Regions from separate parts of the Homo sapiens genome. Here region 1 is linked to region 2. A link is a contact called in ENCODE Hi-C or POLR2A ChIA-PET data. All regions are on one chromosome and are shown on one strand. The core of a region is the stretch at or near the end of the contact, and the rest is flanking DNA. Distances in the headings are between cores, read along the strand shown.

Region 1 (6,436 bases), core at 2,055-4,554, 67 kb after region 2:
TTGAGAAATGTTTACAAATTAGGAGAGGCTAGGAAGGGAAGCCAAGCAGCTCAAAAATGTGATATCAGCTTTGTGATGAAAACTGGTCTTTTCAGCCAAGTGAGTACTTGGACAAAATATCCCTCTCAATGCAAGCTATGCCTTAGATTTTCTAGTTTAAGAGACACTTGTGATACTAAAATTAGTCGGGTGTGGTGGCGGGCACCTGTAATCCCAGCTACTTGGGAGGCTTGAGGCAGGAGAATCACTTGAACCTGGGAGGCAGATGTTGTAGTAAACCAAGATCACGCCATTGCACTCCAGCCTGGGTGACAGAGTGAGACTCTGTCTCCAAAAAAAAAAAGAGACACTTGTAATTCAGTTAGGGGAACTGGGTACATAGTTAGGAAAAGCAGCTCATGGTTTGTTTATACCACTCCCCACTCCCACCACCACCCAGGCACCTCACCCCAGGCAGAAATAGCAGCCTTACAAATTTGAATGTTGTGGCCAGATTCGTGAGCCAGTCCCAGAAAGAGGGAATTCTTTGTAGCCATGGAAGTAATGGATGATCTAACATTACTGACCACTTAATCGCTAGGTACTTTATGTCATTTAATGCTCGCAAAAAGCCTAGGACATTGTTACTATTTTCCCCATCTTGTAGATGAGAATGCTGATGTTCAGAGATCTTATATACCTGCTCAAAGTAAGTCCTGGTGAATCTAGGACTCAAACCCCATCTGAATCCAAACGAGGGAAGGACTCAGTGCCAATTCAAGTCCAACTTTCCCAGGAGCCTTCCCTGTCTCCTCTGACCCACGTCAGCCCCTGTATTTTGACACAACTCTATTACCTGTCATCTTGGCCACAATCTGCACTTATTACCATTGTTTCATGCTGGGCCAGTCTTATTAGCCAATAAGATTGTAAATTTTGGGGAGCAGTGACACTGGGTTGAATTTTGTTTCTGGCTATTTCAGGACAGACAAACTGGGAGAGCTAAACACCTAGAACCACAGCCTGGTCTCCCTAGTCGCGGTAGGTCCGTCACTTCATCCCTAGAAAGTGCCAGTTTGGCTTTACGAGTTTCTAAACCATTCATTGGGAATAGTTTACATGTTATGCTTGCCCTCCTTTGTCAATCTCTTTACTGCTACTGCAGTTGGGTCCAGATATTGCAAATCCTCCCCGAAAGTAACTAATTCTGACTGCATTGTCACAAACTTGGGTTTAGCACAAGAGGGAAAGGTAGCTGAGTTTCCAATTCTGCTTCTCTTTGACTGTAGCTCACCATGCTGCAGGCCCTTCCTCCCATGATGGTGCTAACCAACATAAGCCCTAAGCTCTAATCTCAACCCTCTCCCAAATCCCAACATGTCAGACTAAATAATAATAAGGCCACAGGGCAGGCACACTGAGGCATGTGTGCATCATTACCCAAGTCAAAACCAAGATATATTCCAGGGCAGTTTACGATGCAGAAGTCACCCTTTAATTTAACAAACAAGCAAGAGGGCTGGGTGTTTCCTTCATTTCCCGAAGTAAAGAGCAAAAGCTTTTCTCATAGTAAAAAGCCTGAACCCACTCAACCTGATCCTGTCCTCCCAGTCAACAAGCACATTGATGTCAGTAAGAGTGTCCAGACATATAATCATGTATGAAAGTCAACAAAAGGAAGGCATCATCTCTTTCTGCCACCTCTCCAGAAGATGTGATAGTGAAGGTGTTGTCAGCTAACTGCTTCAAAGGCAAGCAGGGCAGTAGGCTGTTCCATGTCCCCTGGGAACATGAACATTACTTCACACTACGATTTACTGAAACAAAAGCAAACAGGGACCAGCAGAGACAGCTGTGAAATGAGATGGTGACATCTTCCTGATGCCTTTCAGCTGCTTGGATCTCCCCATTTTAAGACAGATAATGAGGCCATCTTAGGCTCAGCCCTTTTCTGATCCCATCTCTTTTCACTACAATGTACCTGTGCAGTGTGCTGATCCCTCCATGTTTTTAAAGGGAAGTTCCTCTGATCAGTGACTCCGTCGGAATATGTCGATGTCTAGCCTCACACTACAGGGTGATGACAGGCAGCCTTTTTTTCCCTCCTCTTAGGTTATACGAGCGTCTTAAACATAGTGGAACTCACAATTCCAGCTTCATTCCAAACTAGTGAGATATTTCTCAGCTGCTTCCTCCACCTGCTCCTGAGGTCCAGAGTACAGGGCATTTGCCTAAGTCAGCATGCTAGGTGATAACCACAAAGCTTTTCCTGCCAACCTTGCCATTTCCAAGCCCTTCTCTAACTGCATTCTCCTCTATTCTAGTCTCAACTCTGCTTGCTATTGGTGGAGTGCTTCTCCAGGGATGCATGTGGAGGAAAAGGAAAAGGAACCAGAGATGAAGGGGACATCCTCCTCCCTGGCACTGTCTCCATCTCTCCACAGTTCACCCATCATCTCCATTGGAAGGAAGGTACTCATGATCTTCACTGGAAGGAAGGCACCCAGAACCGCCCTGCAGAGACCATGAAATTAGTTGAGTGCTTCTCAAGAAATCTGTGATAAAGGGCCCGCTGATTTTTTCTAAAATTTCCAATCTACTATGAATCCTCAATTTTGTAGAATAAACAAAAATGAATTATTAGAAAAGAGTTAAAAATAACAGGCATATAAAATACAAGCTCAACTTTTTTGTTATTATGTCATAAAACTATTCCATCATATTGCTATGAACGTTTCTAAACAATTGCTCTCCATTTCTTCCCTTGTCCACAAACCAGCACGGGTTTGAGTCTCCCTGCTCTAGCTCAAGGTCTTAGCTATTTACTTAACCACTCAGAGCCTTGACCTGTTGTTTCTGCAAGATGGAAGAACAGTCATTACCTCAGCTGGTCAATGATGTCCCACATCTATATAATTCCAGGGACTCATTCCTGATTCTCCCTTAAGTTCTGAAAATATTTCAAAGACAGTAAAATAATGCTGAACTTCTGAGGAGGGTATTTGTTTGCATTTCTTACTGCTGATCTGGAACTACCTAATATTAAAGCACCTTGGAGAGTAATGAAAGAAATACACAAGAGAAGAAGAGGCAAACACTGGTGGGTCACTCACTGTCTCAGGGCTTCCTTTGTGGAACCAATAGGTATTTTGAAAAGCATCCTGAAAACATGTCAAAGGTCTAAGGATTGTTATCATTGGGGCTGGTGAGTCATGGCCCAGACAGACAGTAATACAGGTGCCCAATCGGCTGCTGTCTATCCAAAACATGCCACTGGACTGTGAGGGAGGCAACCCTTAAAATGGTGTGAAATAGAAAAAGAGGACAAACTTGTCTGCAGCACTCAGGAGGCTCAGGGAATTAACCAGGAGGGAACAGTAGCCCGGTTAAAATAGTTTCTGTACTTCCAGAGGAAGCAATTAAATCTCAGCGTCTACCATGGCAAAAGACCGATTGTACTTGAGGAACAAAATCGGGGATGATCATCCTTTAGTGGCGGGAAGCTGGAAAATGAGGTAGGACATATAGGGTGATGGGCAGGACTCTGCTATGGACTGAATATTTGTGTCTCCCTCACCAAATTTATAAGTTGAAACCTAAATCCCCAATGTCATGGTATTTGGAGGTGGGGCCTCCAGAAGTTTTTATATCATTATGGTGGAGCCCTCTTGAATGGGATTAGAGCCCTTATAAGAAAAGACATGACAGAGATGCTCTCTCTCTGGTTTCTGCCATGTGGGGATACAAAGAGAAGATGGCTATTTCTAATCCAGGAAGAGGGCCCTCACTAGACACTGGATCTGCTGACTTCTGAGCCTCCAGAATTGTGAGAGATAAATTTCTGTTATTGAAGCTACCCAGTCCATAGTGGTTTGTTATAGCAGCCTAAACTAAGACTCTATTCCACCAGAAGCAATTTTTAAAATAGCTTTATTGGCATATAATTGGCATCCAATACACTTCATGTGTTTACAATATAAAATTTAATATGCGTTGACACAGGCACACACCTACAAAACCATCACAACAATCAACCATCACCGGCACATCCATCACCACCAAAAAGTTTCCCAGTGCCCCTTTATCATCCCTGCCTCCCTGCTCTTCCTTCCCTACCCACAAGATAAGCACTGACCTCCTTTCTTTCATTATATATTTGTTTGCATTTTCTATAATTTTATATAAATGGAAACATGCAGTATATATGCTTTTTGAGGATGGGGGGGGTCTGGCTTCTTTAATTCAACATAATTATTTTGAGAATCATTCATGTTGTGGTATGTATCAATTGTTCATTCTTTTATATTGCTGAGTAAGTAGTTTTTCACTTATAGCAATTTTACATCTCAAGCAAGGTTACCCTGGGACTAAAATTTTGAGGTGTTAAGGAAAGTTTATAAAAAATGTGGGCTTTCCCTTAGAGCAGAGCTTGCTGCTGCTATCTTGGGAAATAAACCTTTTCTTTGGTCTCAAAATTAAGGACAGTTAATTAAAGAAAAAATAGCCATTTAATATTCTTTAATGATAAAAAGAATTTTGTAATTCCCAGGGACTGTGGGCTGTGAGGAGAGAGAAAGAGGCTTGAGAAACCAGAAACCATCATTTGCATCCAAGGTAAATCTCAACCCATTCTGATTCTCAGTTTCCTATTGTTTGTTTCTGCACTTGTGGTAGTAAATGCACTGAAGAGAATGTTACTATTCCAGTCTTGATTTTGCTTTTGGAATCACTAGAAGGGAAGACTACTCTGCACTGCAATTATATCATTCATTCGTGCATTCATTCATTCAGTCACCATACATGTATCAGTGTCTTCTCTATGCTTGACATCACACTGGGGATAAAGAGACAGATCTAAGGCTTATGGGAAGACTCGGTTCCTGCTTTCACAGAGTTATGGGGTATGCAGGTATCAAGGCTGCAGAGTTTTACAACAGACTGACAGTAAATGAGAGATCAAAGAGATGACAGACAGGTCAAGATGGTGCTGAGGCTCTCAAGTTCCCATCATGGAGACTAGAAGACAGGATTGAATATGGATATGGTGACAGAGGAAGGATTCTGACTCATAGACTATTAGAAAACACAGGCCCCATTGGCAATAACAGAGAATGCAACCCCCAACTCCCCCAAAGGAGCGGTGGGGAAGACTGGAAGATGTAGAGGCATATGGAGCATGGCTCCTGTCTCCAAACACTAGCCTTGAATGTGCACATTGTTGTTTGCACTACCAAAAAGTAAAGAAACCTATTTTCCTTTTTTTTGTTTTTTTCTTTTTTTAAGACAAGGTCTCACTCTGTCGCCCAAGCTAGGGTGCAGTGGCGTGATCACAGCTCACTGCAGCTTTGACCTCCCAGATTCAAGTGATCCTCCCACCTCAGCCTCCTGAGTAGTTGGGACCACAGGTGTGTGCCACCACTCCTAGCTAATATTTTAAAATTTTTGTCTATAGAGATGGAGTCTCCCTATGTTGCCCAGGCTAGGCTTGAACTCCTGGCCTCAAGTGATCCTCCTGCCTTGGCCTCCTAAAGTGCTGGGATTACAGACACACCCAGCCTAGAACCTATTTTTATAAATAGGTGGCAGTAGTCTACAGAAGTTTCCTTTTAAAAAGTGTGTTTGTTCCCAATCCATCTGTCATAAAGTTACACTAAAAGAGCACAAAGGGAAAATAGCAGGACACAAAATTGAATGAGTAAGGTGAGGATTATAATAAAAAATACAAACAACCTATTGCTTAGGAGGAAGGGGATCTAGTGGAGAAATGCCCAAAGAAATACCAGAAAAGCTAAACATCACCTTTTTGTGTCTTCTTCAAAATTTCTTTAGTGAGCATTTTCCTATTCGAGTTTTCAAGAATTATTTTGAAACATATCCTTCATGGGAAGTCATGGATTCTCAGCAGAAGGAAACCAAAATCACCAATCTGAATTTGCCTGCAGTCTAGAGAGAAGCCTAGAACCAGGGAGGGGGCTTCAGGGAAGCCAGTGGCAAAGGAAGGGTAGGACTTTGCCAAGGGGTTTTTGCAGCCTGAGAACTATACCCTGAGGTGCAGAGTGAAGAAGTGCAGATAGGAGGGACTGGAGTTCAACGGGAGAGCAGCACACAGGCAGGTGTGAGTAGTAGCCTTAGAAGGGCCAGGACCAATAAGGCCAAGGACATGGCTGGGCAGCCATGAGAAAGCAATTTCTTTAGACCTCAGGATCCTTGTCTTCCAAATGGAAAAGGAGCACTGGGTGATCTTTAAGATCCCTTTTAACATACAGGAATTTGAATTGTATAATTCATGCCAATATATATCTATTGAAGACCTCAGCTGAGATTCTCCAACCTCAGCCTCCCAACTGGCTGGGACTATAGGCGTGTCCCACCACACCCAGCTAATGTTTTTTATTTTTTTGTATAGATGAGGTCTCACTATGTTGCCCAGGCTAGCCTCGAACTTCTTGGCTATGTC
Region 2 (7,078 bases), core at 3,337-5,836:
TGGAGTCTCTGAGCCTATTCTGGCTCAGAAGGCTTCCCGATTTGTAAATCATTCAGTGCTCAATTAAACTCCTTTAAATTTCATTTGGCTGAAGTTTGTTTTGTCTTGTTTTGTTTTGAGATGGAGTCTTGCTCTGTTGCCCAGGCTGGAGTGCAGTAGCGTGATCTTGGCTCACCGCAACCTCCACCTCCCAGGTTCAAGCAATTCTCCTGCCTCAGCCTCCTGAGTAGCTGGGATTACAGGCACATGCCACCACACCCAGCTAATTTTTGTATTTTTAGTAGAGATGGGGTTTCACCATGTCGGCCAGGCTAGTCTGGAACTCCTGGCTTCGGGTGATCCACCCGCCTTGGCCCCAGAAACTGCTGGGATTACAGGAGTGAGCCGTTGCACCTGGGCAAACTCAGCTGAAGTTTTTCTTTCATCAGAAGGAAGGAAAGAAGGAAGGAAGGAAAATTAGAAAAGTAAATGGAATCATGTCTTACTAAACACAGTGGCACTACTCTTAAGCCTGCCTCTCCATTTTCCAAATGTTCCATGGCTCACCTCCCTTGCTTTAAAAAAAAAAAAAGTGGTTAAAAAACCCCGCATAACTTCACTTCTTGATTTATGTGACTGTGATGCTTCCTGCTAGCCTGGTTTACTCCCCATTTGGCCTCCTCAAAATTTCTCCAAACCCTCCCAGCAGCAGCATCAATTTTGTCTGACAACTGGCAAAAAGGAAACACATAAAAAGTGAATACTCAGGCAATTTTTAAAAGATGAGAACTGTTTAGAGGCTGCTTGCCTCCAAGAAGACTGAGGAGCTTAGAGAATGATCTGGGAATGTCTTCAGTGTATTGCTATCTTCTTGATAAACGTGAGATGAAGAAGGGTAGCTGCATTTCAAATTAGAGATCAGAAAACCCAGGAAGAGGAAACGACTCTGGAGTTAGGATCCACCAGTCTGAGCTCCTTAGGGGCACTTCAAGGGCTGGACGAACTAGGCTAATAAAGGCAGGGAGTTGTGATTAAATGGATGAAGGACACCTGAACTTTGCCTGCAGCATTTAGTCTTCATGTGAAAGTGAGAGTGGTTTTGGAGCCTTAAGGAGAACAGGGTGGAGGGCTATGCAGGGTTGGGGACTCATGCATTGAACAGAGAAGTGGTGGATTTCAAAGTGGTGGAGCACATCATAATCACCTGTGGCACGTTTTTCAAACTCTCAGTTTTGTTCCATCCCTGTTCTCTATTGCACCCCACTGCCCATGTTCTCTTTTTTAGTTTTAGGTAAACAGTTTAGTTTTCCTCAGAAAACTAAAAATAGTACTACCATATCCCCCTCCTATCACTGTGCAATGGAGCCTGTGTTACTCACAGGAGATTATCTATCTCCCAGTTGTGTTAAGGTTAGGAGTGTATCCAAGCTTTGTGGGTACGGAAACTGATACAATTTTAGGGAGCCTCTTTAAGAAAATAAATACAATTTCTATAAAAATTACAAAACATTGATGTGAGAAATTAAAGAGGACACACAGAAATGAAGAAATTTCATGTTCATGGATTGGAAGAATCAATATGATTAAAATGTTCATACTACCCAAAGCAATCTAGACATTACAATCCCTATCTAAATACAAATGGCATTCTTCACAGAAATAGAAAAAAAAAATCCTGAACTTGATATAGAACCACAAAAGATCCAGAATAGCCAAAGCTATCCTAAGCAAAAAGAACAAAACTGTTGAAATCACATTATCTGACTTCAAATTATATTACAGAACTATAGTAACCAAAACAGCATGGTACTGGCATAAAAACAGACACATAGACCAATGGAACAGAATAGAGAACACAGAAACAAATTCACACATCTACCATGAACTCATTTTCAACAAAGGTGCCAAGAACATACATTAGGGAAAAGACAGTCTCTTCAGTCAGCAGTGCTGAAAAACTGGATATCCATATGCTGAAGAATGACGCTAGCCCCCATCTCTCACCATATACAAAATCAAATCAAGATGGATTAAATAATTAAATCTAAGAATTTAAACTATGAAACTATTCAAAACAACATTGAAACTCTCCAAGACATTGGACTGAGTGAAGATTTCTTAAGTAATACCCCAGAAGCACAGGCAAACAAAGCAAAACTGGACAAATGGGATTACACCAAGTTAAAAAACTTCTGCACAGCAAAGGAAACAATCAAAAAAACAAAGAGACAACCCACAGAATGGGAGAAAATATTCGCAAACTATCCATCTGACAAGGGATTAATAACCAGAATATATAAGGCACTCAAATAACTCTATAGGGAAAAATCAAATAATCAGATTTAAAAATGGGAAAAAGATCTGAATAGACATTTCTCAAAAGAAGACATACAAATGGCAAACAGGTATACGAAAAGGTGCTCAACATCACTGATCATCAGAGAAATGCAAATCCAAACTACAATGAGATATTATCTCATCCCAGTTAGAATGGCTTTCATGCAAAAGGTAGACAATGATGAATGCTGGTGAAGATGTGGAGTAAAAGGAAACCTCGTACACTGTTGGTGGGAATGTAAATTAGAATAACCTCTATGGAGAACAGTTTGGAACCGTTTGTTTTTTTTTTTTAGTTTTAGTTAAACAGTTTATTTTTCCTCGGAAAACTAAAAATAGAACTACCATAGGCTCCAGCAATCCCATTGCTAGGTATATACCCAAAAGAAAGGAAATCAGTATATTGAAGGGATATCTACACCCCCAAATTTATTGAAGCACTATTCACAATAGCCAGGTTTGGAAGCAACCTAAGTGTCACCAACGGATGAATGGATAAAGCAAATGTGGTACATATACACAATGGAGTACTATTCAGCCATAAAGAATGAGAGCCCATCATTTGCAACAACATGTATGGAACTGGAACTCCTTATGTTAAGTGAAATAAGCCAGGCCCAGAATGACAAACTTTTTATGTTCTCACTTATTCGTGGGAGCTAAAAAAAAAAAAAATTAAAAAACAATTGAACTCATAGAGAGTAGAGTGGGGTAGGGAGAGTCAGAATGGTTAGTGAGTACAAAAACATAGTTAGATGAATGAACAAGAGCTAGTAATTTCATAGCACAACAGGGTGACTGCAGTCAACAGTAGCTTATTGTAGATTTAAAAATAGCTAAAAGACTACAATTGTTCGTAACACAAAGAAAGTATAAATGCTTGGGGTGATGGATACCCCATTTGCCCTGATGTTATTATTATACATTGTGTGACTATATCAAAATATCTTATGTACCCTGTAAATATATACATCTACATACTTAATGACTTCCAGTTCCATCCATGTTGTTGCAAATGATAGGATCTCATTCTTCTTTATGGCTGAATAGTACTCCATTGCGTACTATTTACCCACAAAAGTTAAAAACTTAAAAAAACTTTAAAAATTAAAATTTAAAGAGAAGATAAATACAAAATAGAGAATATAAATGCCTATAGTCAACATAAAACTCATTCAGAGCACTCCGGGGCCACATACAGATCTGCATCATTCATTTTAGTAATGGCGTGATGTTTCATTGTGTAAATACACTGTAATTTACTTGCCCACCCCCATTGATAGATCTGTATATTGTTTCCAGTCTCTTGCTATTATTCTCTATCCAAGGTTGCCATGAGTACTTTTGTACATATATCAATTCCCATACTTAGGAGCATATCTGAAAGGCAAATTGTAGAAGTGAAATCACTGGGTTAAAGGGTTTGCGCATTTCTAATTTTGGTAAATATTACTAAATCACTCTCTATAGAAATTGTTCCAGGTTATAGTCCCACCAGTATAATATGAGGGAATCTGTTTTCCACACCCTTGCTGATACAACGTTATTATCAATATTGTTTTATCTTTGTCACTTTGACAAGTTAAAAAAAATTATTTCTCTCTCCTTTTTTTTCACCATCAGTGAGTCTGAGCACTTTTTCACATATCTGAGCCGCATACGTAAGGTTCTTCTTGTTGTTATTGTTTTGATGATCCGTTCATATCCTTTGCCAGTTTTTTTTTCTATTGGGTTATTGAATTTTTTCTTACTGATTTGTAGAAATCCTTTATATTTTAGGGAATTTAGTCCTTTGCCTATTATGTGAGTTTCAAGTATTTTCCCCAGTCTTTTGTTGGTCTTTTGAGCTGGCTTATATGGCCTTTGCCATAAATATATTTTTTAAATGTCATTAAATTTAGCATTCCAGGAATGGGCTATTTTAGCTTTGGTGGTCAGTGAAGGCTCCTCTGAAAAGGTAGCATTTGAGTGAAAACCTAAATTTCATGCCACAGGCAGGAGACAAGTGCTGTAGTCAGGAGGCTCTGGGGCAAGAATGTGCTCGGTGTCTTTGGGGAACTGAAAGAAGCCCTGGAGAACACAATATACAATGGCACACCAGGAAGCAGCGAGTCACACCAGGCCCAGGTAGGGAGGTTTGGAAGCCAGGGACAGACATGGGCTAGCTTTTGGGCCCCAGAGAGAAACCAAAATCAATGGGGAAAAAAAAATGATGTGAAGGCAATTTTAGGTTCTATTTAACTATTAGACGAACATTCCAATAATTATCACAGTCCAGTGTGCAGCGGGCTCCAGGGGTATTTGTCAGCTGCTTTCCTGTCCCTGAAACTTCTCAGGCAGAAGTGTAAAACACAGCTGGGTGGAAACACTGTAGAGGAACTCAAGCGTTAGATGGGGGTTTGACTAGTTGACATTTATCTCCAGTCTAAGCTTAACAAGATTCTGAGATTTTCTGCGGTGTGTATGCCCCTGCATTTGTCTTTCCTTATGGTTTCTCTCATTTTCTCTTCTTTTTTTTTTTTTTTTTTGAGACGGAGTCTCGTTCTGTCGCGCAGGCTGGAGTGAGGTGGCGCGATCTCCGCTCACTCTAAGCTCCACCTCCTGGGTTCACGCCATTCTCCTGCCTCAGCCTCCGAGGTAGCTGGGACTACAGGCGCCCGCCACCACGCCCAGCTAAATTTTTGTATTTTTAGTAGAGACGGGGTTTCACCGTGTTAGCCAGGATGGTCTCAATCTCCCGACCTCGTGATCCCCCTGCCTCGGCCTCCCGAAGTGTTGGGATTACAGGCGTGAGCCACCGCGCCCGGCCCTCAATTTCTCGTCTTAAATATACTTTCTTTCTTTCTATTATCCTCCCTCGTGTGATAGTACTGCCAACGGTTTCTTCTTGGCTCCACCGATACCTCTAAAGGCCAAGTTTATACACTGTTTACATGGAAATATCTTTCTATTTTCAGTGACACCTGTTTATGTCTATGGCTTTCACATCTTGCACATACCTGACACAGGAACCTTCTTTGACCAGGAGTTTCTGAGGACAGGAACCACATCATTTCCCTCCTGTGTTGTATCCGGGTACAGAGAGACGGAGCCTCTGGGCGCTCAGTAATCAGGTGATGCTAATATGCATTCACAGGCTGTTTTTGCAAAATTGCTAATGACAGACAGTATGGTTTCCTCTCAACAGTTGAGATCTAGGAAAAGTGAGGGTAAAGAATGCCCTGAGGAATCAGGATAGGAAACTGAGTTGGAAGCCTTCCCTACAGATAAGTTAAAGCCACAGTTATGGATGGAATCACTAAGGCAGGTTGCAATACAGAGGGTACAAGGAGGCATGAAAATAAAGAAAACATCCATGAGATTTCTAGCATAGAAACACCTTAAAAACTGGGAGATGCCCAATAAAAAAACAAGTCCTAAAATGCTTTTTAAAAATCCACCCTGGATTTTGTGGGAGATGGGAGTTGTCCTGCCTCAAACACATTTAGTACAATTAGATATACAAACATAAAGAAGCCTACATTTTATGATTTGCTCACTGTTTATGTTTTACAATTTTTTGCATACACAAGCAAAGGAAAACATTAGCAAATGGGGAGGAGGGGTAAGCAGCCCAAAATAGCAATGAACAGGAGTTGATTTTATGCTTTTTAAAAAAATCTGAAAATCCATTCCACATGACAGCTAATTCATTTTACTCCTTGCTTACCATATATTCTTCTTATCAATGGGTACATTAAAAAACAACTACAAAATTGTTATTATAGAACAAGGTCAAACAAAAAGAAAAAAATACAGAACATAGTGAATATTTCCTGTGTAAATCCTGAATTTAGAGTATGAAAAGCCAGTAGAGATTTGACTTATGCTAGGCCCTTGAAAAAGTTTCTACTTTCTTTCTCTTTTCTTTTCTTTTCTTTTTTTTTTTTTTTTTTTTTTTTTTTTTTTTTTTTTTGAGACAGAGTTTTGCTCGTTGCCCAGGCTGGAGTGCAATGGCACAATCTCGGCTCACTGCAACCTCTGCCTCCTGGGTTCAAGTGATTCTCCTGCCTCAGCCTCCCAAGTAGCTGGGATTACAGGGATGCGCCACCACACCTGGCTAAATTTTTTTTGTATTTTTAGTAGAGACAGGGTAACCACTCCATGTTGGTCAGGCTGGTCTCGAACTCCTGACCTTAGGTGATCCACACGCCTCAGCCTCCCAAAGTGCTGGGATTACAGGTGTGAGCCACTGCACCCAGCCAAAACTTTCTACTTTTCTGCTTTCTGAGGCTTTGAATTTAAAACTTTTTTTATTCACTATTTGCCAACAGGACCCCAGTTCTGACTGTCAGTTGGTGAGTGTGTGAGACTTGGAGCAAATCACTTCCCCTCTCTGGGTCTCGGGATCCTCTCCTACTGAAGGACACAGGATTTTACAGATTCTCCCAGACACTGTCTCCTATGGTTCTATGAAAACTTTACTTTCCACTGCCTTTTCTCATTCGTTTTATGGTCTAGGAAAGAGCTGCTGAATTTTCAAGCAATGCTAGGATTCTGTAGAAGGAGATACATCTGGTCTGCTGGTGCTTTTCTTAAAGTAATATACATATGTTCTGTCCATAAAACATCCTAGCAGTGTCTTTCTGCACCTTCTCCTAGAAGTCTGCACAACTTCTGTCTCTGTGATAAGATCACACAACTCCAGAAGCATAAGTCATTTATGTTGTGAACCAAAAGGCCATGGCTTGATTTTATTTTCAATCTAATCTAGCCTGATCAT

Evidence for each region. A loop is a pair of places that touch in the nucleus more often than their neighbours do. ChIA-PET counts read pairs that join two places held with the same protein, here RNA polymerase II (POLR2A). Pooled maps may share reads with other maps.
Region 1: a map of vagina shows a loop between it and region 2 (2.0-fold over the local background). The contact joins the promoter of EGLN3-AS1 here to the enhancer-like site in region 2. A Hi-C loop is called at or near these places in 3 of 168 maps with a recorded cell type or tissue (K562, heart right ventricle and vagina), 14 of 37 single-sample maps with no recorded cell type and 4 of 50 pooled maps. POLR2A ChIA-PET finds 5 or more read pairs at or near these places in 4 of 52 experiments (GM12878, HepG2, PC-9 and 1 more).

The regions. Positions count from the first base shown.
Region 1 is chr14:34,036,677-34,043,112 of GRCh38, forward strand. EGLN3-AS1 (EGLN3 antisense RNA 1) reads left to right here and starts at 3,305. Exons shown (of 3, transcript NR_184209.1): 1 at 3,305-3,494; 2 at 4,529-4,593. The region is part of intron 5 of LOC102724945 (a long non-coding RNA gene); the gene reads right to left. RefSeq lists a silencer at 5,947-6,241.
Region 2 is chr14:33,968,270-33,975,347 of GRCh38, forward strand. LOC102724945 (a long non-coding RNA gene) reads right to left here. Exons shown (of 9, transcript XR_001750942.2): 8 at 5,316-5,510. Among named protein-coding and RNA genes, the nearest start is that of EGLN3, 21 kb to the left of the region's middle. RefSeq lists an enhancer at 4,404-4,723. Within about 2 kb of position 4,587, at least 2 of the 41 ENCODE cell types and tissues checked have a DNase peak (open chromatin) inside an H3K27ac peak, as active enhancers do; they include GM12878, where a contact is called at or near this core.